2 separate regions of the Homo sapiens genome follow, and region 1 is linked to region 2. A link is a loop called in an ENCODE intact Hi-C map of the cell type or tissue named here. Cell type or tissue: heart left ventricle. All regions are shown on one strand. Links, peaks and the distances in the headings refer to the core of each region. The heading gives the core; the rest is flanking DNA.

Region 1 (10,383 bases), core at 2,384-10,383, 69 kb before region 2:
TAAATAAATAAATAAAATTTTAAAAAAAGAACAAATATGGCAGGGAGTGACTGAGCAGAGGCAGCATGTATGAGAAAACCTTTTGGGTGACATTTGGCTACTAAAGGTAAAAAGGAGGGGTTAGGCTCAAGGAAAGTCTCTCTCTTTTTTAATGAGATATACCTACTGTTTGTCTTCATCAGTGGTGCGTTGGTAAATGCTTAACAATGGGCGCTCAGAGGGAAAGCTCTGTTGTGTAGCATTAGCCAGTCTCTGCAGTGTAAATACTCTCACGGGGTATGTAATTTCAAGCTATACATGTGAAATCACTGGATGTGGACTTGGGAAGAGATGCTCAGAATCGGCTCCTGCAAGCCAGTACCACCTGGCTCCAGCACAGCTCTGCTGTTGATGTTTGCATTTTAGGGGCATCATCTGGTGGAGAGCAAGGGATCTGCAATACAGGGCATAGAGCCCTTGCAAAGGATAGAGTGGAAGGGATTCAGAGGACAAGAGAGAGTAGGAACATTCCTCCATTGTAATAGGAGATAAAAGGAAACAGGTGCAAATGTAAATGTTGACAGAATTCCCATCCGTCCTTTTTCTTCATAAAGAAAGAGTCAAGATCATCAGCTAAGAGAGGCAGGGGCTCAGAAATTTAAGCTTAATAGAAAACATTTGCAATCTTTATTACACATGGTGGGACATTGAATTGGATTTTTATTTTACAAGTATGGTACAATTTTCATAATGAAACTCTAAGCTATTTGAGGGCAGAGACTGTCTGATATTCTCATTTGTATTCTTTGCATCGCCTCACACTGTATTATACACATGATTAGGATCAAGAAATTCTTATTCATTGACTGACCTTGAAATCTGGGGTTAAGATCTTTTTCTGGGATGAAACCGACATATTTTATAAACTCACCACTCCCTGAGCACTCATTATTAGACTTCAATAATATAATCTCCATGGTGAAAATAAACATAAAAATTGAACTTAACGGCAGGGCGCAGTGGCTCACACCTGTAATCCCAGCACTTTGAGACGCCAAGGCGAGCGGATCACGAGGTCAGGAGATCGAGACCATCCTGGCTAACACGGTGAAACCCCGTCTCTACTAAAAATACAAAAAAATTAGCCAGGCGTGGTGGCAGTCGCCTGTAGTCCCAGCTATTCGGGAGGCTGAGGCAGGAGAATGGCGTGAACCTGGGAGGCGGAGCTTGCAGTGAGCTGAGATCATGCCACTGCACTCCAGCCTGGATGACAGAGTGAAACTCCGTCTCAAAAAAAGAAAAAAAAAATCGAACTTAACTACCAATTTGGGATTTCTTAAAAGAGCTTCCTCAGCATTCCAAATTCACTCTTGGGTGGTAACCTGTACCCTACTACTTTGCATTCTAGCTTAGTGGTACAGAAACCCTTTAAACAATTTTTTTTCCCTACTCCATGGCTGAATTCTTATGCCACAGCTTCCCTCATTTTGCAGGGGAAGAAGGATCTCACTGACCTAAGCCCCAACTTCACCTTTGCTACTTCTGCTTGTCATCACCCAGATACCATAGCCCCCTCATAACACACAGAAGCCTTTCCACTTTACTGTCTGTCCTCACTCTGCCCACTTCTTTAATATGCATGAAGGGCGGGACTTTATGTGCTGGGCGAGTCTGAGGGGCTCTGCCCTAGGATTCCAGAGAACACCCATCACCCCACTGCCACCACCCTGAGAATATACCATTGCTCCCTCCTTTATAGTTGCTGTCTTTTTGTATTTCATATCCAATAGACTATATTCTTTTCATATTTCTGTAGACTTTTTATCATCCTCAATCATTCATCCAACAAATATTGTCTTTTTGTGCTAGGCTTTGTGGGGAATACAAAAATAAGAGAGACTTACCTTTTCTTGTCTCCCACACAAAGACCATAGCCCAAACTCTTCATGCCTCTTTGAAGCATATGTAGCAGATGTCTGTGAAGCACCTACTGTGTGTGCCAAGGCCTGTAACACTCATTTTATGTGTATTATCTGATTGGTCCCTAAAAGCTGGTCCATGAGCCAGTACATTTTATATGGTCTTTTTTTCTGGTCTGCAACGTATTAGAAATAAATGTTGCAAAAAGCCAAATATACCCATTTTAAAAAACTGTTTCATGTTCCAAAATTATGTCATTTCTACTTTTATTAATAACATAATGCCTGTTTATTATATAAGAGTGGCAGATTTGATCTGGCATGTTTGATTTTCTTTTTTACATTCTTAGTTGGTAAAATGAAGGCAATCTTAATGTGGGTTTCCAGTGTTAGTAAGAACCCTTTGATTGCAAGTAATACAGAACCCGACAAACTGGCACACAGAACTGAATTCAGGTAGAGGACCTTCAAGCAGAATTAGATCTTGAAGTTCATGATGCTCCTGGAGCTCTGGCTCCTTTTTGAGGATATTTTCTCCACTTATTTGCCCATCTCTTTTGTGACAACTTTAACCCCAGGCTGGGTTCTCACTGTAGTAAAAGAGCTGCAGCCAATCCAAGCCTCAAATAAGTCCACTACGCTGCTCAGAGAAGGTGAAAGGGCTTTTGTTGCTGCGCACCAAGCAAAAGTCACGAGGTTTACTTCAGTGACACCAGCTGGGTCCCCTGTCCACGCACAAACAAATCACTGTGGCCATGGGAACTCTGCAGGATGGAATGTCCTCCCCTGGGAAGAACATGGGAGAGAGGCAGACATTCTTTCCAGTTGAAGCAGGGAGGTAACTGACAACACCCACAATAGCTAACAGAAAGTTGGAGGTGCCAGAAGCCTTCGAGTGCTTTACATAGATGATCTAATTTAATTCCCACAGACACAAGAAGAGGGAGATTTTATTAGGAACCCATTTCCCAGGGGAGGACACTGAGGCTTGCGGATGAAAGGTAACTTGTGTAAAATCGTAGGGTTGAGAAGACTAGAATTGTCAGGGCTCAGAAACCAATGCTTTAAATTATGGTGCTTTGACATGCTGAGGTGAGGAAGGTCTCTCTGACCTCCCCCATTCCTGTCTCTCAATCCTCCGTCTCTCCCAAAGCACTGAATGAAGTTCTCTGAAGTTCCCCTATCTGCCTAAAGCCCAGACCTGGCAAAGAATAAAACAATTACCTCTCGTCCCTTCCCTGAGTTTTCAACTGACCTCATATGCAGGAAGAAAGACTGAAGTCTGTCAACACACCTGGATGGACTTTTGTTACAAACCATTGTCTGGGCTGGAGGCCCAAAGACTCTGTTCCAGGCCACTGTATGTTCTTCAAGTTCATTTAATTCCCCTAAAAATCACTTACTACCCCCTTAAAATCATCCGTATTTCCCCATTACTCTTTCCCTAGGAAGTAATGTATATAATGTGAACCCAAAATACCTGAGACAGGTTCCAGTCAATTTAGAAAGTTTGTTTTGCCAAGGTTAAGGACAAGCCCATGACACAGCCTCGGGAGGTCCTGATGACACATGCCTAAGGTGGTTGGGGTACAGCTTTGCTTTTATACATTTTAGGGAGATGAGACATCAATCAATATGTGTAAAATGTACATTGGTTTGCTCCAGTAAGGCAGGACAACTCAAAGTGGGGACTTCCAGGTTAGAAGTAGATAAAAGACAAAAGGCTGCCTTCTTTTTTTGTTTGTTTGTTTTGTTTTGTTTTGAGACAGAGTCTCACTCTGTCACCAGGCTGGAGTGCAGTGGTGCGATCTCAGCTCACTCCAATCTCCGTCTCCCAGGTTCAAGCGATTCCCCTGCCTCAGCATCCCAAGTAGCTGGGACTACAGGTGCCCGTCACCACACCCAGCTGATTTTTTTTGTTTTGTTTTGTTTTTGTATTTTAGTAGAGACGGGGTTTTACCATGTTGGCCAGGCTGGTCTCAATCTCCTGACCTCGTGATCTGCCTGCCTCGGCCTCCCAAAGTGCTGGGATTACAGGAGTGAGCCGCAGCGCCTGGCCAAAAGGTTGCATTCTTTTGAGTTCTTGATCAGCCTTCCACTAAATACACAATTTAGCCTGGCTTGGTGAATCTGCCTTTTTACATAAACAATATAGCAGAGGAAGCAATCAGATATGCATTCATCTCAGGCGAGACTCAGAGGGATGATTTTGAGTTCTGTCTGTCCGTTGTCCACAAGGAATTTCCCTTTAGGCAAATTGTGAGGGTTATCTGTAGCTTCTTATCTCTGTAGCTATCCGATTTAGGAATAAAATAGGAGACAGATTTGCCTGGCATAGTTTCCAGGTTGATTTTTCCCTTGGATTAATGATTTTGGTCCCAAGATTTATTTTTCTTTCACAATAAGCATCTGTACCACTTTGGAATATTGGATAATCACTCTATGATTTCCTTCTTATGCATGTTAATAAGTGCATATGCCTTTGCTCCTATTAACCTGCCCCTTGCAGGCTGATTTTCTGTGATCTTTCAGAAGGTGAAGGAGAGTTTTCCACTGACCCCTATAGAATCCAACTGCATCTACCCCAGAGCTCTTGCTCTTGCCTACCATCCTGCTTTCTATACTGCTTCTAGGCTGGTGCATCTGCAGCTGTTTTGTCACTAGAAGAAGACAGCTTGCCTAAGAACAAAATCAATCAAGCCAAAGCCAAAAAGCAAGAGAGAAGAGAAATCAAGTCCTGACCATTTCATCTGAACTCATAGATTGAACCATGCATGAAGCTAAAACTACCTCTACATGAAGCTAAAACCATTCATGAAACTAAACCGTGCACACATGAAACTATGTATAAGGCTTATTACACATGAAGCTAAAACCATCTCTGGACTAAAACATATAAGGCAATAAATTTTTTGTTTCTGCAAGTTTAAGCTTTCTATTATTTGCAAGAGAAAAAACATACAGTTAAGAAATACAAATATTTCAGAATAGCACTTTAGAAATTCTACACCAAATATATTGCAGGAACCAATATTACATGGATCAGGATGGCTAACCTATATAATGTGATCTTTTTTAACATTATCTAACATATGCTGCAAATAAAATATTTTTTAAAAAGAACAAAAATATTATAAACAGCATAATCAACCAGCATGTACAAGTTATCATTGAAGCTTCATTCCCCGTATCTTAGGGATGCTTTTATATTTTGGTAAAGGATGCTCAGCAGCCAGATATGTAAGGCAATATGATTCCGTCATGCTAGTAAATCAGAGCAAAGATCAGCATTCCTTGTTAGAATGTGATGTTTCTAAAGAGAGATCATCTCCTTGAAAGAACCATGCAATGCTAATGTTCATACAGAAATGCAAGAGCCTGGACGTGATTGCTATGACAAAAAGACTCTCACTTCAAGATGATGTGGGATCTCTCAGTGGGGCACCAGGGGTGTGTACACACGAGAAAATGAAAACAAAATGATTCATACTAAAACCAGTCAATGGGATGCAGATCTATTCATTTTAAGCTAGGGTCCAGAATTTCTAACAGTCCTGGTCTTGCTCTGAATTGTGGACTAACTATGATGTCACAGTCTCTCCCCTAAACTCCTCTTCCTTTCTAACCTGCCATCTATACCCCCAGGGTTTCCCCTTACTGCAGCTCCCCTAAGACTGATATGGACACTACAGGAGAGACCAAGATAGGCCACTGGTAAAGAAACCTCAGTCCTGGTCGCATTTGGTCCTGAGTTTATTGTCCTGTGGAGCCGGGATGCTGAATTGATATTCTGATGTATGGGGGCAGGGAAATTATGCATGCGGGAACTATAGTAATTATGTTAATTGAGGAGACCTCTTTGTTGTGGGATTTCCAGAGCAAGAAGCAGCTTGTGTCAGAGATTTACAGTAGAAGTCCTAAAAATAAGACCCCCAGGTGTGCCCCAGGGGGTGAAGAAAGAGGTAGCTGAGAGGTTAATGTGGGAACAAAGAAAATGTACTGGAATCAAGCATTAACAAGCTACAACATAAGGTCCAAGACTGTGAATCTCATGAATAAGGAGGAGGGGGTTGAGGGAGGGGAGGCAAGAATGCAAAAAGCTCTGCAAAAAAGCATCATCTCTGGAAATTCATGCGTGAACAAAAACGGTCCAGCCAGAAACTGATTTTAGACGGCTAAGAAAATAAAGGCAGAGCAGTTGCTGATCAGAAAGCAAGTCAACACAAGTCAAGGCAGACGGCACTGAGGGGGTGTTGGTGAGGCCTCTGGTGCTGTGTGTCCAGGCAGGGGATAGACCTCCAGATTCGAACAGATGCTGTGCCCAGAAGAAGCTGGGGCGCCTAGAGAATGAAGAGTGCGCTCTCTCCCTCTCTCAGTGGTACCCCTCGAATGGCCCACACGAGAAACCTAAGAAGGCTCTGTTAAACCTAGGAACACAGCCAGCTGAGGCATTTCTCCAGACTCCTTCAGGCCAAGGGAAGAAACTGTTCTATTTTATTTTTTCTCTGCCGTGTGTTCTTTTGCTACGTAAAATGGAGGCAAAACAGAGAGGAAATGGGACTACTGGTTTACCCAAATTAACCTATAGCTGAAAAGACATCTTCTCCTGACCCAGAAATGAGGAATCACTTTTTTTTTATTTCCAAAATCAACCCTTCTTTCTGTATAGGAACTTCTCCTTGTGTCTCACAACCGTCAAGGTATAATCTGTTTCTGAAGGTAAAATAAACAAATGAACGAAAACACTCTGTATGAATGGAATTGCCACCTCCAACTTCATTCATCTCTGGTTTTCTGCCTCCTTTTATGGCCATGTGTCTGCAGTGAGCAGGTCATATCCACTCCCACCTTTTTCTCGCCATCTCTTTCTCCTTTATCCTGAGGATCATGACTCCCACCCTCACCTCTTTATTGAAACTGCTTCAAGATGCCTCTGATCCCCTTATTAAATGCAGTCAGTGTCTTTCCGTGGGTCCATATTCTTCTTCACTATCCTGTAGCAATCAAAAGTGTTATCTGTGATCCCCAGTCCTCAGAACCAAGTTTCTTTGGCGTCAGCGATCCATTGGGGCTGTAGTTCTCTAACTACTTAGCAACTCTCTAAGTTATTGGTAATGGCTTTCACCTGGCATCCACATCAGAATACCCTGGGGGCTTGTTATAAGGCAGATTGCTAGGCCCCAGCCCTACAGTTTTGAGTCAACAGATCTGGGTGGACCAGCTCAGAAATTGCAAATCAAACAAATTTTCAAGTGATGCTGTTGTATCTGGTCCAGGGACCACTCTTCAAGCACCACTGCTCAAATAGCTGTCAGCATAGGGAGTGCATTAAAGTTGTCTGGGGCTGAGCCATATTTTAAAATATGCCTGGCCCCAGTACAGACCAATTAAGTGAGAATCTCTGGGATGGGGCCTGGGCTGTCCCTGTGGTTCTGACATGAAGTCAGTGTTGACAGTCTGCATTTGGCTCCTTCCTTAGTTCCACTTGGTCATGCAAACTTCTATGGTGGCCAGCGTCAGACTCAGTCCCTCTTATCTTCGCCCTTCAAGCTTGGTATTCTCTCCCTCCCAGCAGGATATTATAAGGCCTGACCTAACACAGTGGCTATGGAAAAAGAGACAAGGTCAGCTTTAAAAGGTATTTGGAACCCGGAAGTAACTCTACTTAGTGGCCAATCAAATAAGAGCACTGAAAGAGAAAAATAATTCACTTATTTAGTAGTAGCTACAGAAATAATATTTGCACTTTTCTCAAATACTGGAAAGACCGCAATCAACATCCACCCAATAATCTTCACAAATATCATGCCAAGACCTGTGTCCACCAGCTAGAAAATAGTTTATTCATCTATTCAGGGATCAGAAGGCATAACCTCCCTGTTACCTTGTCAAAAAAAAAAAAATCTTGTCTCTATTTGGAGACAAGATTTTTTTTTTTTCTTTTCAGACAGAGCCTCTGTCGCCCAGGCTGGAGTGCAGTGGCGCAATCTCAAAGATCACTGCAACCTCCACTTCCCAGGTTCAAGTGATTCTCCTGCTTCAGTCTCTCTAGTAGCTGAGATTACAGGCATGTGCCACCACGCCCGACTAATTTTTGTATTTTTAGTAGGGATGGGGTTTCACCATGTTGGCCAGGCTGGTCTCGAACTCCTGACCTCAGGTGATTCACCAGCCTCGGCTTCCCAAACTGCTAGGATTATAGGCGTGAGCCACCACGTCTGGCCTGGAAACAAGATTTTGTTTAGTTTTGTTTGTTTCACATTTTTGGAGGTTTCATATCTTCTTTCTTTTTTCTCCTGATAAACCAAACTTCAGTAAGAATCCCACATTTGCCGTTTGCATTGTGGTATCAATTTGTTCTCTCTCCGTGTATATTCATGCACAAACTGCTTTTTCTTTTCCTTTTAGTTCTTTTACTATTTTTTTCCCTCTTTGCATCCAAAGTAGTCATTTGTTCCAGGCATGTTAGATGGATCAATATTAAAACATTTATCCATTACGTTGATTACAACAGCAAATTAAATAAACAGGCAGTGAAAAGGCATTTGATAGATTTCAGCAAACATAACTATTGCTGAAATAAACAGAAATACATAGAATGCCCTAAGTATGATGAAGACTATTACCAAAGCCCGAAATTCAAACATCCTATTAAAATGTGAAATAGTAATCAATTTCATTAAAACCAGAAAGAAAGAAAACAGAGATACCTTCAAGCATCATTTATATTCAACATGGTTTTAGAGAGTCTAGCTAATGTAATAGTAAAAGGAAATGAAATGAGTGGAATTAATTTGGGAATGAAGACAGCAAATTACCTTTATTTATAGATTGTATCATAACCATATGCCTAGAACAGCCAAGAGAATATAGTAATAATTTTTTAAAACTATTGGAATTAAAGAGTAAATTTCGTTTGAAAAATTTATTAATAAATACACAGAAGTCATCTTTGTATTACCTGAAGTCATTTAGAACAAAGAGGCAATTTTAAAAATTCCATTAATGATCAATCACATTAGATAGATATTAAATTGCCGAGGAATCAACAAAAATGTTGTATGGGAAAAATCAATGAAAAATATAAAATAAAATCTAAATAAATGGATGAGGAAACAATATTGCAAAAATGTCAGTTCTTCTCAATATAAATTAACTTTTAATAAAAATCATAAAAGGTTCTTTAATGAAAACGGTTAGTATGATTTTAAATGTCGTATTGAAAGATCAGTGTGTAAGGATCGCTAAGACAATGAAGAAAAAGAGTGAGGGAGAGATTATACATGAAATGGTGCAATCAAAATAGTATGGTATTGGCATAAGAATGGTCAAATAAATCAGTGGACAAGCGTCCAGAAGTAGATCCAAGTATATGTAGAAACTTAATATATGATAAAGGTGGTATTTAAATTCAGTCATGAGAGAATGGTTTATTTTATAAGTGAGACTGGAATAATTGGTCATTCATCTGGAATAAAGCAATATTAGTCTCTTACTTCAGTCCACACACAAAAATAAACTTCAGATGAATTAAAGATCTAATGTAAAAAATAAAGCATTCGAGATTTGGGGGAGAAAAATATAGGAGAATATTTATATAGCCATTGGGTAGAGAAGTCCTTATTAAGCAAGAAAAGATCCCCAAAGCCATAAGAAAAAAAGCAACTAAATGCTATTTCAAAAATTAGAAATGGATAAATGGATAAAGGCACTATAAATAAAATTCATTCAGGGGACTGTGATAGATTGGTAAGAATATTTGCCAATATAATATTTGCCAATATTAGCAATAAGAATATTTGCCAATAAGCTCAAAGAGTTAATATCCCTGTTGTACAATTAATTTTTTCAAGATCAAATAAAAATAGACAAATGGGTATGGCATAATCAACAGGAAATTTGTTCAAGGGAAAACGGAAAGGGCTAACAAACATATGAAGAGATGCTCCGTCTTGCTAGTGGACAGACAAATACAAATGAAAACAAATAATATACTCTCCTCCACCCTTGGATTAGACAAAATGTCAGGTCTAGTGGCGACAATGGCGATGATGATGACGATGATGATGATGATGACAAAGATGACACCTACACTGTGCTTAAAGGTACCAGTCATAAAATTGGCATAAAATTCTAAGAATCGTACGTGTAATCATTCATTTAATCCTATCAATAGCCCATGAAGTAGGCACTATTAGTACCCTCATTTTGTAGGTGAGGAAATTTATATACACATATGAAATAAAATTTTCGGAAAACAATACTTATCCTTACCACATGCAAAGTTCTCTGATATTTACTATTCTTTTCTATGCTGCCTCACTTAAAAATTACTGGTTGGGTAAATTGATTTTATGATACACAAAGGGGTAAACCCGCAAGTTGAAAATGCCTGACCTACAGAAATGTTCACAGATTACTAAAACAATGAGTTTCTGAGTAAAGTGCACACTTTAATCTCATTTATAGAAGAAGAAAAGAAAGA
Region 2 (15,770 bases), core at 7,308-15,307:
TGTATACTTGAAATATGCTGGCCGGGCGCGGTGGCTCACGCCTGCAATCCCAGCACTTTGGGAGGCCGAGGCAGGTGGATCACGAGGTCAGGAGATCGAGACCATCCTGGCTAACACGGTGAAACCCCGTCTCAACTAAAAATACAAAAAATTAGCTGGGCGTTGTGGCGGGCGCCTGTAGTCCCAGCTACTCGGGAGACTGAGGCAGGAGAATGGCGTCAACCTGGGAGGCGGAGCTTGCAGTGAGCCAAAATCATGCCACTGCACTCCAGCCTGGGTGACAGAGCGGACTCCGTCTCAAAAAAAAAAAAAAAAGAAAGAAAGAAAGAAAGAAGTGTGCTAAAAGAGTAGATCTTAAGTGTTCTCACCCCCACGCCCCCTCCCCCACACACACAGAGTAACCATGTGAGGTGATGAGTATGTGAATTAGCTTGACTGTAGTAATCATTTCATTATGCTTAAATCAAGTTTAGCCTAAAACTGCCTCCTTACATATTTTAAGTTTGGCCTAAAGGTTTTTCTGTACATGGTGAACTATAACAAGTGGACGTATAAACAGACTGTAGCCTGCACTTGTGCCAATCACCAAGTTTTGGCCCATCAAATGTAGCCAACTGTTATAACCGTGTTCGAATAAGGCAAACACTGGGCTATAACCAATCCAACTGTTTCTCTACCTCACTTCCATTTTCTGTACGTCACTTTCCTTTTTCTGTCCATAAATCTTCTTCCACCGCATGGCCGTGCTGGAGCATACTCTGACTCTGAAGGCTGCCCTAATGTGTGAATCGTTCATTGCTCAGTTAAACGCCTTTAAATTTAATTCAGCTGATGTTTTTCTTTTATCAGATGAGGATGAGGATGGGATCCAAAGAAGAGCTTCTAACGACCCCCGAGGAATGCTGAGTGACCGAGCAAGGTACCCACTGAACCCAATTGTGTCCGTTGATCTCTTGGAGCAGCCAGGGATCCTGGTGAGTTCTCTCTGTTTCCAAAGCTGCACAGATTTGTGTTTTAAGCTCTCCAAGTTCCTTTGAGCAAATTCCTGATCCAAAGTGGATTTGGAAGTCACGACAGAAACTGGACTGGGTCCAAGATTGGATTTGATCTGGTAATTAACTGGCTTGGATCCAGTTAGAGGCCTCTTACATCTGGGTCAGAAAGAAACCAGTAGTAAATGGCAGTATTGCAGAGGGTATAAAATTTGGCTGTTGGAAATTCACAGGAATTTTTGTGTTCTACCCCGTTGTTTCATTTTTATTTTGCACTCAAATATTTAAAAAAAACATCATTGGCTAAGTTAATTAAGAAAACCTGAAAGGAAAACCAATATTTAGATAAAAATGGGATCCTTAATTTCTGAAGAACTGAGTTCCTTCTGTGTTATATATCCATAAGTATTAGGCCCCGGAAGCAGCAAAATCTTATCGAAATAGCAAAATCTTACTAAAGATAATTTATAGTGGAACATTCCAAATGAACAACATTGCACTGAAGTGTATTTGAAAATGAAGCCTTCCTAATTAGCCTCATCTAGGGATGCCTATTGATATGCAGAGGCTTCTAAAAAGATTTCAGTATTTTTATTTGAAGACTTTACAAAAGGCAAATAAAAAGCTTAAGTGATTAATTGATTAAAAAATTTAAATCTGCCTTGCAGTCTTTGCTGACAGCTATAGGTGACAGGATTAGGCATGTACAGAACCATGGAACATGGGGAACTTTCTTTCCCCAAAGGGGGAAACTTGAGAGCTGATGGGACTGCTGGAAAAGATCCCTTTGTGACTGACAAGTGGCTGCCTGAACTTTTGATTCAGTATTGCTGCAATGGGTGAGTCTTTCTCTGGCCTCCTTGAGCTCTTCACCTTCCCCACCCTGCTGCAGGCAATGCTTTTCTTTCTGTTTCTCTCTGTGAAAACCGGTTGCGGGAATGGTAAAAATCACCACCTCTCGCAAAGTTTTAATTAATGAGAAAAAGGATTCATGAAGCTAGTCTTAAGCTGTAGCAAATCTAGCGTACTTTGTGCTATGAATTTGTCTTTTTGTATCCTTCTGTCATGAAGAGGGGTGCCTTAGGATAGAACACGGGCTTGGGACCCCATAAGTTCACTGTTCAAGACATCCCAGCAAGCTGGTCAGTAAGAAACCTTCCTGCAGGTCCCTGAAACAACAACAACAACTGGATGAGGTTTCCACCTTGTCTTGTTTTATGTCCTTGGGAGCTTGACCTTGTAACCAAGTGGTGGTACTTTCTCTTGCTCTCCACCATCCAGGGCATGGGAATTTTGGGTTCATGTCAAAGGCATTGCAGGTGCCTTTGCAAGCTCAACATTAGCTGCTCTGGACTTCTTCTGGGAAGAGCAATGGAGATTGCCCAGCACTGTAGCTTAGTGGCTAAGGCTTTGCTTTTTCACAGCGGCAACCCAGGTTCACTCCTGGATTAGGGAATCAGTATTTACTGGTTGCTATCTCTGTGACCTTTACCGTTTGTTGATTCTTGGCCCCTCCATGAACAACTTCCAGCTTCTCTTCTTGAATCTTCCTTTCTCTCAGCTACCTTTAAAGATTCTAGATCTTATAAAAACTGCTAACCACCTCTTTGAAAACACCTTGTACACTGTGGTTAAGTCATAACATTAGTTAAGGCTTGTTGGTTTCAACTGTAACGTTACTTTTGGTAAAGGTTAAAAACCAGATATATTGGCTGTTTGGCCTCGCTAAAGTGGAGTGACTCGGCTTTCTCTATTGAACAGATTTTTATGTATGTTAAAGGATAATGAAAGAGTTTTGTTTGCCTTTTGAATAAAATACAGAAAAAAGAAGGGGAAGACAAGAGACAGATCGTTTGGAAAGCTAAGTCTTCTTTCTATCAATGGGTGAATGTTTTTGCCTTTTTAAATTTTTTTGAGTCATCATTTTGGCTAAATAAATGACTTACGGTGACTTGGAATTCTATTTCATAATATCAAGTATTCTAAACCTTTAACATATTTGATAAGCTTCCCCAAATCAAATTTCAGCTTCAAAATTGTCTTTTCTGACCTCTAACTTTGGGATGCTACACAGGGCCCCTGAAACATCCAAAAGAGAGGTCAACAGGATTATTTGACATGTGAAGTTACATGGGAAGCATTGTCAAAATAAAGAATAATGTTTAACCTTCTCTAGGTTATATTTTAGTGAATGATATTAATATATGTTCCAAAATTGTATGGGATTTCTAAAATTCTAATATGTCTGAGTATATGTTATCAATCATAATTATGGTTATTATGCTAAGTTATTGTAGACCACAGAAATAACCAAATTTCCATGTCAATTGTGTCTTTATAACTACTTAAAGTCATTTCCGCAGTTAATTGCTTAATGCTGATGCAGTTTCCGAAAACTTTACAAGCATGCAAAATCCTAGCATATGGTGTCTTTTAGGAGGTTCCTGAAAGGATGGAAAGGACCCTGAAAAGTATTCTTGAACACAGGTTTCTAGTAACTTTAGAATTGTATCATTTGGACCAAGAATTCCTGGAACTTTAATGAAAAGACTGACTGGTTTATAAAACTGTTAACCCAGGTAGAATAAAAATTAATTGAATACCAAGAAAACACTTTGCCAGATTTTCATGCTAAATCAGCCAATACTGAAATTGTTTAGATATACAATTTGAATCAACTCTATGGTCTATGTCAAATTACCTATGAAAACCCATCAGTTATCAGTTCTATGCAACTGAATTGGAGAAACCACTGGTATTCAAGAGGGCATAAGTCCAGTATTAAGCAGGGACTCATGGAGAACCAGGAGGGCAGCCTTGGCCTTCCTGAGTCCTTAAAGCTTTTCTTATTAAAAGTTCTGCATTCCATGACTCATCATGGAAAGGATAAAATGATCCAAATTAAATATATATAGATGTAGTGACTTTAAATTGCAAAAATAGTTTATGACCAATGTTTGGTTTGTCGATCCCATATTCCTGGGAAGACAATCAAAGCTTCAAGCACATTTGGCTACCTGATGAACCGTTTAAATATTTATAGAGGGATTTCACTCAATTGTCATTTTCAATGCATGTTTTCTGGTTGTATAAAAGCTTTCCCATGCAAGAGAGCTGATGTTATAACAGTAGATTATTATATATGGCACAGTGTATTTTCACCAGGTAAAGAAAGCTTTTTATGGTTCACTGACAGGACAATCAACCCCTTCACAATCTAGAACCTGAAGACTGGATCTTCTGAGAATGTCAGAGAAAGACTGGCCTTGCCATACACACTGCAACAAAACTTTAGGACCTTGAACCTTGATTTCATAATCTCACACCTGAGAAGTTTCCCTCCACACTCTTGGAACTGTACACCCATTGGAACCCTAAAGGTAAAGCCAACCAAAGAAGTTTCTCCCTGGAAGGAGATAGCATCCTTGATGTGAACAGCTTTTCCCAAGATCACAGATCAAGACTTCTCTACTATCATGAGACTCTTATCTTTGAATAATTTTCCCTTGCTTATGCCTCTGTGAACAATAGAAGTGAAAGGGAGGGGGAGTCTGTTGTGTGCACTTATGAGGTATACTTATTTCTGAAGGATTTTGCAGACAGACTTATACATGGATAAACTTCTGCCTTGATAGATGAAAGATGAAGGCCCAATGTAGGTGAGAAATTTTAATGGTATATACATTGCCTCACAATCAGTCAGAAACAAAGCATTGGTCACTCCTCTTAATCCACGTCATAGGTTAAAGAGAACATTGCCAGGAGGCCTTCACTCTTCTAAAAGGGCATCATTTGTTAGGTCCTATTTCCATGGCTTGGAGTAAAAGAGACAGTGATTAGAAATGCATTCCTCATGATAGGCTCTATAGCAGATTCTACTGTAAAGGCTGTGGTTACACAAGACTTTAAATTCTCTTGTGAAAGTTATGTTAAATAATAGAATTGCTTTAGATTACTTACTGGCTAAACAGAAGTATCTGTACAGCTGCTGGCACTTGTGGCCTATGAAGAAATACATCACATAGGGTATTATAGAGATTCAGTTGTAGGGGATTAACAAAGAGACTGCTTAGTTGAGTGAGTAAACTCTTTAGCTCCTTTTTTGATCTATTTAATTTTAGGTGGTTTCATTTATAAAGACCCTGGGTAAGGAGCATACTCCAAACTCTTGGTGTTATCCTCCCAACAGTCATAATAGTGTCTCCCTGGTGCACTGTATTCTCTCAAAAGTTTTAAATGTTTGCATGCAGCCATCTCTGTCATGTCAAATGGTCTCTCTTCAACTGGAATGACAAGAACTGAAAGAAATGTGTGGCCATGAAGGCACCATAACCTATGAATGACATGCTGAGACCAGAAACCCAAAATGATGGTAATTGAGAGTGGTGCTAAGGCCCTAAGTTTTGGTCACACTCTCACCTAAGGGGAGACTTTTAAAACAAAATTATGGGAGGCCATTGTTCAGGACTGAGCACATGCATTAGGCCCCAACAGATCAGACCAAACCAAAATGGAGCTGCTGGTGCTAAATGTCACATCAAACTAAGACTTTAAGAAAACATACATCCTAGAACAGACCAGGTTTTTTTTTTCTCCTGTAAACAGGACGTCTCAGCATAAAGAGGTCCCCTCTACACTGACCCTTACAAAAAACGAAATAAAATAAATGAACTGAAGTCCTTGTCCCCACCTTACAAACCCACTGTTCTGCTATTTCCCAGTGGGTTTCAAGACCAAATAAGTATATTTACAATAGTGATAATGACATCAGTGACTAAAGTTTTGGTCAGTCTCTCAAAATTAAGAAGATGACCAAAAGTGGGGAATTGTTTAATCAGGTTTAGCCTAAAGGTGCCTCCTTACATATTTTAAGTTCAGCCTAAAGGTTTCTCTGTACATAGTGAGCTATAATAATTGGAGGTGTAATAAGACTGTAGCCTACACTTGTGCCAATCATCGAGTTTTGGCCAATGAAATGTAGCCAACTGTTCAAACCATGTGCAAATAAGGCAAACACCAAGCTGTAACCAATCCGGCTGTTTCTGTACCTCGCTTCCATTTCCTGTACATTACTTTCCATTTTCTGTCCATAAATCTTCCACCATGTGGCTGCGATGGACTCTCTGAGTATACTTTGGCTCAGAAGGCTGCCCCATTGGTGAATAGTTCAATGCTTAATTAAATTCCTTTAAATTTAATTCAGCTGAAGGTTTTCTTTTATCACTATGTATATCAAAACATCAAATTATGTTGTTATAAAGCTATTATTTTAAAATACAAAGTAAAAATACAGTAAGTACTTTTCACAGGAAATTGTAGAACAAAAAATCCCAGACTTTCTCTACAGAAGTGGCCCATCTGGCCTGTGCACTAACCTGGGGGACCTTGACCAACCAGCAATGCCACTGCCTCCCACTCTGCCTGTGAACCTCTGCAAGATAAGAATGCTACTTCTGCTTGGAGTTGAGACACATGTTTTCCACTCTTGGCCAGAACTGAGGATGAGAGTGTTTCTCTTTAGCAACAGTCCTTAGGCAGAGACAGGAAGGGTTTGACTTTGTGGATTGGCCTCACCAGTGTGTTTTTTTGGCCTCTGGTTTATGCTGAGAATTTTTATCCACAGGTGGATGCTTGTATTGGTTTTCGCTTGGGAGTATTCGTCTGAGAAATCACTGCTGCAAAACTGGGATAGTCTGGCTCAGGAAAATCAAGCTTTCCAGCCAAGCAAGCCTCTTAGGCTGGGATTGCAGAGAGTGAACATCCTTTTTCACCTAGACTTAGGGAACTGAGTCTCAAAGATGCAGAAACAGCAATGAAAGCAGCCATATCGGTTGGTTGGCAAGAATAAGGAACATTATTTCCCCCCGATTCCAAGAAGAATGGATGGAACACAAAGAAACCAGGGGTCCCTGCTGGGGTCTCATGCTTCCTGGGGACATCACCTCCCTCTCTAAAAGGCTGAAGCCATCACACTTAAGTTTTCAACTTCCCTCTTCCCTCTCCATTTCAGAGCCTTTTTGTAGCTTCATCACTCTTCCTTCCTTAAATCATCTTTATCTTTCTGGTCTCTGAGAAGCAAGTGGCCTGTGTCATGGGCAACTTTCTTAAGTAGATTTCCTCTCATCGACATGATCATCTCTCTTCTCTGTACATTTTCAAGACTTGTATATCCCCCAAAAAGTAAAAACCCACCTTCAAGACTGCTACCCTGCGGGTCAAGCCCTCCTACCCTTCTCAGACTCTCTTGTGAATGACAGCTGGTGATAATACAAAATAAATATTTGGTTTCTGTCCCCAGTTCCTGACACTCAGCTCCCCAAACCCACAGACTTTCCAGAGTGATGAATGTATTTTGTTCCTTTGTAAGCAAATTAGATGATTGTTGGCTTGGGGTCCCTACTAGCTCCAAGACAGGGCTGGTGGCCAGGAAGGCCAAGACATTATTAGAATGTTGGAACTTTGAGTCCTACCCCTTAACCATCCGGGAGGGAAGAGGGGCTGGAAACTGAGTTAATCATCAATGGCCAATTATTTAATTATGTCATAAAATTCCTAAATGGTGGGGTTTGGAGAGCTTTCAGGTTGGTGAACACATCAAGGTGCTGGGAGGATGGTGTGCTCAGAGAGGGCAGGGAAACTCTGCACCCCTCCCCTCATACCTTACATCTCCTTGCCTTCCATCTATTTGGTTATTCCTGAGTGGTATCCTTTATAATAAACTGCTAATAGTAAGTAAAGCACTTATTTAAGCTCTGTGAGCTGTTTGTCTCCAAATACTGATCAACCTTTAAGGAGAAACCAATCTTATTCACTCTGCTATGTTGCCATCACATAACAGAGATTTTGGAGGAAATTATAAAGATGATTTTTATTGAAATCATCTCTCAAATTGGTGTGCTCTATTTATTATCAACTCAACTCCCCCATTTAAAAAAAAATCATCATTCACTCACTTATCTTCTCTCCAGCCATCACCCTTTTGTTCTCCTCTTCTTTCTATTCCAACTTCTCATAATGTTGCCTACTTTCTATCTCCAGCTCCTAATTTTTCAAGCCATTCTCAATGGCTTCTGTCCCCACCACTTCCTAAAACAGCCCTTCCTAAGGTCATCAAAAAACTATTTGTCACTATAAGCAATAAACTTTTTTTAATCCTCAATTTTACTTAATTTCTCATTGGTATTTGATAATGTTAATCACTTCTTTCTTCTTTCTTCTTGAAATGCTGTTTTCACTTCCTGGATATCCCTCTGGTTCCCTGGTTCTTCTCTGGCTCCATTGCAGGATCATGCTCCTTTATTCAACCAATATTTGTTGGATTTCTTCAAGACTGGTTCTAGGTCTTCTTTACTCACTGTATCCTCTATTCCAAAGCACCATCAGCCATGCCTCTGGCTTCTATTATCACCTGTTAGTAGATGACTAACACATTTACATCTTTAGCCTAGACCTGTCCTCCGAGTTCCAGTCCATTATTTTCATTTACCTGCTGGATCTACCCTCATGGACATCTCAAAATCTCCTGAGGCTCAATATAAGCAAAAGCGAACTCATTGCTGTGTCAGTCAACATCTTGGCAGGAAGAAATTGCACCTCCTATTGAAAATAAGAATTTGACAAAAAAATGTTAATAAAAGGACTTTTTGCCAAGGTGTGGACATGGTTAAAATAAACCAACAACGAACAGTAAGCTGGTGAAATAAATACTCTGATATCACCCTCTCTGCCCCGTGACCTCCTGACCATTGGCAAAACCAAGCCAGACACTAGAAAATATGGAAGCTTGTTGAGGCATAGAGGTCAGCCTTCTAGGGCTCAGATCAGGGTGGAAAGGGAATGGAACTAAAGGGACAAATGAACAATATTCAGCATGATGATTGTGTTAGTCCCGTTTGCATTGCTATAAAGGAATACCTGATGGATAATTTATAAAGAGAGGTTTATTTTGCTCACAATTCTGCAGAGTGTACAAGAAGCATGGCACCAACATCTGCTTCTGGTGAGGCCTCAGGAAGCTTTTACTCATGGCAGAAGACAAAGGGGAGCCAGTGTGTCACATGGCGAGAGAGGATCACATCGTGAGAGAGGGTGCAAGAGAGAGGCCATCTTCTTTTAAAACAATTAGCTCTTGCATGAACTAATAGAACAAAAATACACTCATTACCATGGGGAAGGCACGAAGCTATTCATGAGGGATCTGATCCCATGACCCAAACACCTCCTGCTACCCACTAGGCCCCATTTCCAACATCAGGGCTTACATTTCAACATGAGATTTGGAGGGGACAAACAACCAAACCATATCAAGGATCTTCCAATCAAAACAAGTTTTCTTGCATCATTCCCTACTTGGGGAATGGTACCACCATCATCCAGCCAATCAAACCAGAAACGTAGAATTTTCTTAATGTTTGTTCTGCCTTTTCCTGCAGACCCATGCCATCGAATGTCCTAGCAGAACTCCTCAGAACAATCTGGCTTAAACTATTTCGACACAACCTGCTTCAGATTTACACATACCTCTCATTCATAGCTCGCGTTACAATTGTAAGTTATGTTGCATATAGGATTACTTTACTAGCATCTTGCCTTCCCTCTAACCTATAAAATTCATGTTGGCAGAGACTATGATTATTTTTGTTCACCATGATTTCTCCAGTCTCTTGCCACAGTCCCTGGCATGGAGTAGGCACCGAATAATATTTGTTATTTGAGAACATGTTAGAGCTTGTGGGGATATATAGATCACACAGTCACATTCTATCATGAGGGGAGAGCAGGAATCATACCGTCAGAAGAGAAGGTTAAGCAACTTGTCCAAGAATTCAAAGTAAATTATTATTTTTTAATGGTAGATTTACTATTAACCAAGTGTTGGATCCTAAGAGTTTTACAAATGTATCGGGAGTAACTCTCAATGCACAAACTCAGACATATGGGAAATACCTATTACTATATTTTCTTTAAGTCCAATAAAATATAACTTTGAACCTGCTAAGTAGGCTGCAAGAAAATTCAGTTATTTCAGGTTCCTTCCCTGGTCTAAGAATTGCAACAGAATCAAGAAGGTTTGTGCAATATCTAGCAATGATAGGAAGGGCTTCTAGTCTCCAGTTAGTTGTAACCCTGCTGAAATCATAATGAGTCTATAGTGATGTGTTGAGATTAGAGGCTCACTGCTGCAATACTATCTGTAGGTTTAGTGCAGGAATCTGCATCTCGGCTGAAAGCCTCAGAACCCAGAGTCCAGCTTACCTGAGCATCCTGAAAAGAACTCCCATTACTTCCCACTGTCGAGACTTTAGAAGAAACTCTGTGGGTATGTGCTCTTACCCCACTCTGGCTTCGGTCCTCTCTTTTTATTGTAAAAACAAACTGATAATCTCTCCCTCCCTCCCACTTTCCCTCTCTCCTGGTATCCCTCAAAAAGGATTCCTTAATGGACTTTCATCAATAAGCTCAGGATTTAGTAAAGCAGAAGCTGGGAAGGGAAGTGGTTTACAGGCAACTCCTGCTATAATTGAAATTCTTTTTCAAAGCAAAGAAACATAGAAGACCTGTTTACTTTGGTAGAATGGATGTGGGGGAGGAGAAAACCAACAGAAAACAAAACATAACTGTATTTCTCAAAAAGTTTATTACCACACTAATATCATTTCATTAAACTTCACAGCAAGCTTGTGAGCAGTTAATTAATACAGCCTCCAACTTTTAGATGAAAAAAAAAACTGAAACAAAGAAGCTTTGAATAACTTTCCCAAGGTAACTCAACCAGTAGGTGACCAAGAAAGATTTAAGTTCAAACTCTGACTTCCCTGGAGCTTCTGTTCTGGCTCTGGGGAAATGAAGAGGAAGACAATAACTGGATAAGGCTCGACATCTATCATGACTTGACGGCATGAGCCAGGAAGCCTGTTATTAGATGGAAAAAAAAAAACAGGCTTAATCGCTTGGAATACAGAATGTAAAATGGGATTTCCCTGGTGTAGAGAAAAGGACAATAGGAAGAAGTTGGTTTGAGAAGTAGAAAGTAAAAATCTGAATTATCAAAAGAAGAAATTTAGAAAGGAAGATGTCCTTGGACTCGAGGCTCTGACTTGGATTTTCCACCTGTGAGTCATTCAACTTGTTCCAAAGGCAAGACGTGTTTTTTTTTTTAGCAATAGTTTTGAGTTGAGATTTTTTGTAATGAATTCCAAATGAAAACCCTTGTCCTCTTCGTGGGACAATCTCTTGGTTTAATGCCAAAGATTTACTGTTTGATGGAGAAAATGTTGTCAAAATACGGTTCCCATTCCATAGTCATCAGAAAACACATGGGAGGGATATATACACTTCCTGGACACACACACACACACACACACACACACACACACACACACAACACAGACACATGAATAACTTTCCTAAATAATTTGATGATACATTTGGAATTGATCTCATGCATATTAAACCCTCTGAAAAGTCCATGTCTATGAAGTGAAGCTTTAAATAGTAAGCTTTGTTGCCTACAAAGGTCAAATACACCCTCTTGTGGTAAAATGGCATATTTTATTTCCAGATGATTTCTATCATAGAGCTCACAACATGGTAGTTTGAAGAATAATGAGTACTTGAGAGGAAACAATGAAACTTATAATGCTTTTATGCTGTAATGTCAATGCCATTTTTAAAAAAATATTAATTCTATCTGTCTTATGGACTCCCATAAGCTCTAATTTTCAGATGAAAAAACTGAGGTTCCAAAAGCTTGTATAACTTGTCCAAGGCAAGCCAGCTAAGGAGTAGAACAGTGAAGTAAAACAAAGACATTGAATGTCCTCTCTATTACAACAAACATACCATAATAAAATGGATCCAACTGATTCCCAAAAGTTATGAGAGTTAATTATGAGAGTTAAGGCTGAAAAACTAAGACTGCCTGAAGGTGAATGTAATCTTGTAACAGATGCATGCGTAACAGATTGTATCAATGGTCTAACAGTTAACTGCCATAAGCAGGGGAAGGGGTCAGCTACCCAGGCGCGGGAGGACCTTCATTTTATTATTTGGCTTTCCACCCAATACTTGCTGTCCATCAGCCAATCACTTGTGAGTCCAATTCATCAATATGTTTTCAGTGTCTGATGTCTGCTAGGCTGTCCTAGGAACTAATGATATAGTAATCACCAAGACAGATAAGATCCCTGGCCTCACAGAGTTTATATTCAACCTGGGTATATTGGTTTTCTGTCATTGTACAACAAATTATTCGAGTGTTAAAACAACACTCATTTATAGCATGCAGTCCCCAAGGTCAAAAGATGAGCTGGAGTCCCTGCTTAAGACCAAAATTAAGGTGTTTGCCAAGCACTGCTCCTACCAGGAGGCTCTTGGGGGAAGAATCTGCTTCCAAGTTCATTCAGGTGGTTGGCAGAATTTAGCTCCTGGTAGTTGTAGGACTCAGTTCCCCAGTCGCATGTTGTCTGTCTGTCGGGGCCTCTCTCAGCTCCTTCAGGCTACTCGCATTCCTCATCCCATAGTTCCTCCCTCTTCAAACCAGCAATGACACATCCGTTCCTCTCATGCTTTGACTTCCTCTAACTTCCTCTTCTCGACCAGCTGGAGAAAATCCTCTGCTTTTAAAGGGCTCCTGTGATTCTGTAAGACCCACCTGGATCATCTCTTTTTTTGCCCTATAATATAATCATGGGAATGATATCTAAGCATATTCCCAGCTTTCACCCACACTCAAAGGGAAGGGGAGCATACACTGGTGAAGGTCCACTGACAGTCATTCTTAGAAATCTGCCTCTCACAATGGGCAAGACAGTCATGAAAACAAAAGCATAATTTTTGGTTCTGAAGCCTAAGAAAGGAAATAGGCTGCTATAATAGAGAGAGCTGAATAGTGAGAATGAGCTAGCTGCACAGAAGGAAGAGTGTTCCAGACCAAGAGAAGATCCTGAGATGAAATAAAATTTGGGATGTTCTGGGAATGGAGAGAGTTCAGCAAGGGAGAGAGTGGTGCAAGATAAGGTTGGAGAGTTGTGTCCAAACAAGCTAGTGTGGAGATTTGCAGACCTTGGTAAGGAGCTGGGATTTTATTTTTAACACACTTAAAAGTCAATGAAGCATTTAAAACTCAGGAAGAGTATGAACTGATTTGTATTTTTAAAAGATATTTTTTTTTTGAGACAGAGTCTCGCTCTGTTGCCCAGGCTGGAGTGCAGTGGCGTGATCTTGACTCACTGCAACCCCCGCCTCCCAGATTCAAGCAATTCTCTGCCTCAGCCTCCCAAGTAGCTGGGATTACAGGCATCCACCAGCATGTCTGACTAATTTTTGTATTTTTAGCAGAGACGAGGTTTCACCATCTCGTCCAGGCTGATCTTGAACTCCTGACCTCGTGATCCACCCACCTCAGCCTCCCGAAGTCCTGGGATTACAGGTGTGAGGCAGTGCACCCAGCCAAGACAATTTTAGATGCTGGGTAGGAAGGGGATTATAAGGGAAGAGAAGTAGAATCATGGTAAGAAGTTGGGGTACTTGGTGGATCCAGGACAGAGATGATGGGGCTGGGGCTATTGTGGAGGCAACAGAGGGGGTGTAAGGAGGGCTCTTCCAAAGATACATTTGAGAGCTTTGACTGACAGGACTTCCTGGTAGACTGTTCATTTCTTTGTTATATATCATCACCTAGAATTGAGATTTTACACATTTTAATAAAAACAAATGTAATGTCATTTGCAGCAAATATGTTTATGCACCTGGGAAGAGCAAGAGACTTGACTGCAACCCCAGGAGGAGTGAACAGAGGTGTCAGGGGTTGGGGAGCAGCACTCAGTGCAGAGGAGACCCCATCAGGATGTGTTGGAGAAAGAACGCAGCCCGCCAGCCTCAGGCTTCCAAAGCAGGTATTCTGGAAGGCCAGTCAGCAGGAAGGTGAAACTCCCCACCCCGGGCAGACTCCTTCAAACAGAAGGTCTCTCTTAGCCCACAGGGGACCACAGGATCTAACCTAGCAAAGGAGATTTCGATATAAAATTTCCTTTCCTGTTGGTCTGTCCTCAAAGATTTCACAAAGATTCACATAAATGCTTAGGGAATCTATGAACAAAATCTCAGGATTGTGTAGGCAAAGACCTACATCTCTAAGAGTGAATGGTGTAAATGAAGACCCATATGAGGAATCGAAGCAAATTACTTTCTTCAAAGTAGCCTCAGTGCAACTAACTCACACAGAGAAAACTTTTTGAAGAACTTTATATTCTCAAAGATGTTTAAGAAAATGTTACTTCATTTCAAAAAAAATAAAGCACAGGCCATCATAAAATAGAACAGGCATTCACTCCTACCCTTCATTATGTTATATATATAAAATGTATAACATGTATAAATGCACACACATACATACACACATCAATGTGGAGCCTTCTGTCCTTTCTACAGTCTGGAATCATTCAAATAAATATAGGCATTATCCATTGTATTATATTGAACTCAGCTGTAAAACCATTTGAGTCTATTTCCTTTTTTAAAATACCAGCTCTGTAATTATCATTTTAGTCCTTTCTGTGTCTGTCCTGGTTTCTTAACTCTTCCTGGATCCATTTCAGAAGTGAATATTTTAATAGGAGCCCTTCTGTGCCCTCAAGATCTTAAAATATATTGCCACATCGTTGCACATAATAGTCTCTAATATTTCTTTAAATCTCTTCCATATTTATACCTCCCTTCTTGTTACTAACATGGCATGGTGTTGCTTGTTTGCTTTTTATTTCACCAGAATCAGCAGAGAAAAAACTATTTTATTAGCCCTTTGAAGTAACAACTTTTGGTTGTATTTATCTCTTCAACTCTTCCTTCATTTTCTAGTGAATCAATATAAGCTGTTTATCCTCCCTAATACCCACCTCTTGCTTTCCTTTGTTTTATTTTGGATTTTTTTTTTTAATTTGTAAGATTATATACTTTCTTCATTAGCTCGGTGTCTTTATTTAAACTTAAACATAATGTCATGTAAAACTATACAATTTTCTATGTATTTTAGTCATGACCCACAGGTTTTGCTAATGAAATATTTTATTTTTATTCTTTTTGAGAAAACCTGTTGGCCGGGCGCGGTGGCTCACGCCTGTAATCCCAGCACTTTGGGAAGCCGAGGCGGGTGGATCACGAGGTCAGGAGATCGAGACCATCCTGGCTAACACGGTGAAACCCCGTCTCTACTAAAAATACAAAAAAAAAATTAGCCGGGCTGGTGGCGGGCGCCTGTAGTCCCAGCTACTCGGGAGGCTGAGGCAGGAGAATAGCGTGAACCCGGGAGGCGGAGCTTGCAGTGAGCAGAGATCGCGCCACTGCACTCCAGCCTGGGCGACAGAGTGAGACTCCATCTCCAAAAAAAAAAGAAAAAAAACTTGTTTTTTCAGGTATGATCTGGTTTAGGGGTTATTTGTGAGAGTGTGTTTTTAATTTATGCAAAAATCGCTTTTGGTCCATTTTGGTTTCATTGTTCATTTCTAGTTTTATTGAATTATGATAAAAGAATGCGGTCTATAAACTTTGCACTTTTGGTAAATCATTAAAGTTTTCTTTCGGTCAAGTACATCATTGAACTTTTATAAGTGTTCCATAAGCATAAGAAAAAAAAATAACCTTTTTTTGTCATAGAAAGACATGTTGTCTCTATCAGTGTGTTTCTGCAAGCATGTGTGCACTGAATAACCTAATTTTAATTGTATATTACTTTATAGCTTGGGTTGTTCAAACACTAGATAAATCTACTTATATTTTGCT

Evidence for each region. A loop is a pair of places that touch in the nucleus more often than their neighbours do. Peaks named below come from ENCODE experiments on the same cell type or tissue, not always from the same donor. Only the 100,000 strongest peaks of a DNase experiment are listed, where the experiment ranks them.
Region 1: a loop joins it to region 2, with 2.0 times the contacts of the local background. A loop is called at or near these places in 4 of 110 quality-filtered maps.

The regions. Positions count from the first base shown.
Region 1 is chr17:15,080,764-15,091,146 of GRCh38, forward strand. No RefSeq gene overlaps it. Among named protein-coding and RNA genes, the nearest start is that of CDRT8, 20 kb to the right of the region's middle. In heart left ventricle, for the core only: no CTCF peak of the experiment used is centred there; a DNase peak (open chromatin) is centred at 7,318; H3K27ac peaks cover 1,615 bases.
Region 2 is chr17:15,144,731-15,160,500 of GRCh38, forward strand. It overlaps LOC107984976 (a long non-coding RNA gene), which reads right to left and starts at 8,623. Exons shown (of 3, transcript XR_001753054.1): 1 at 8,479-8,623; 2 at 4,953-4,994. In heart left ventricle, for the core only: a CTCF peak has its summit at 11,519; no DNase peak of the experiment used is centred there; H3K27me3 peaks cover 515 bases.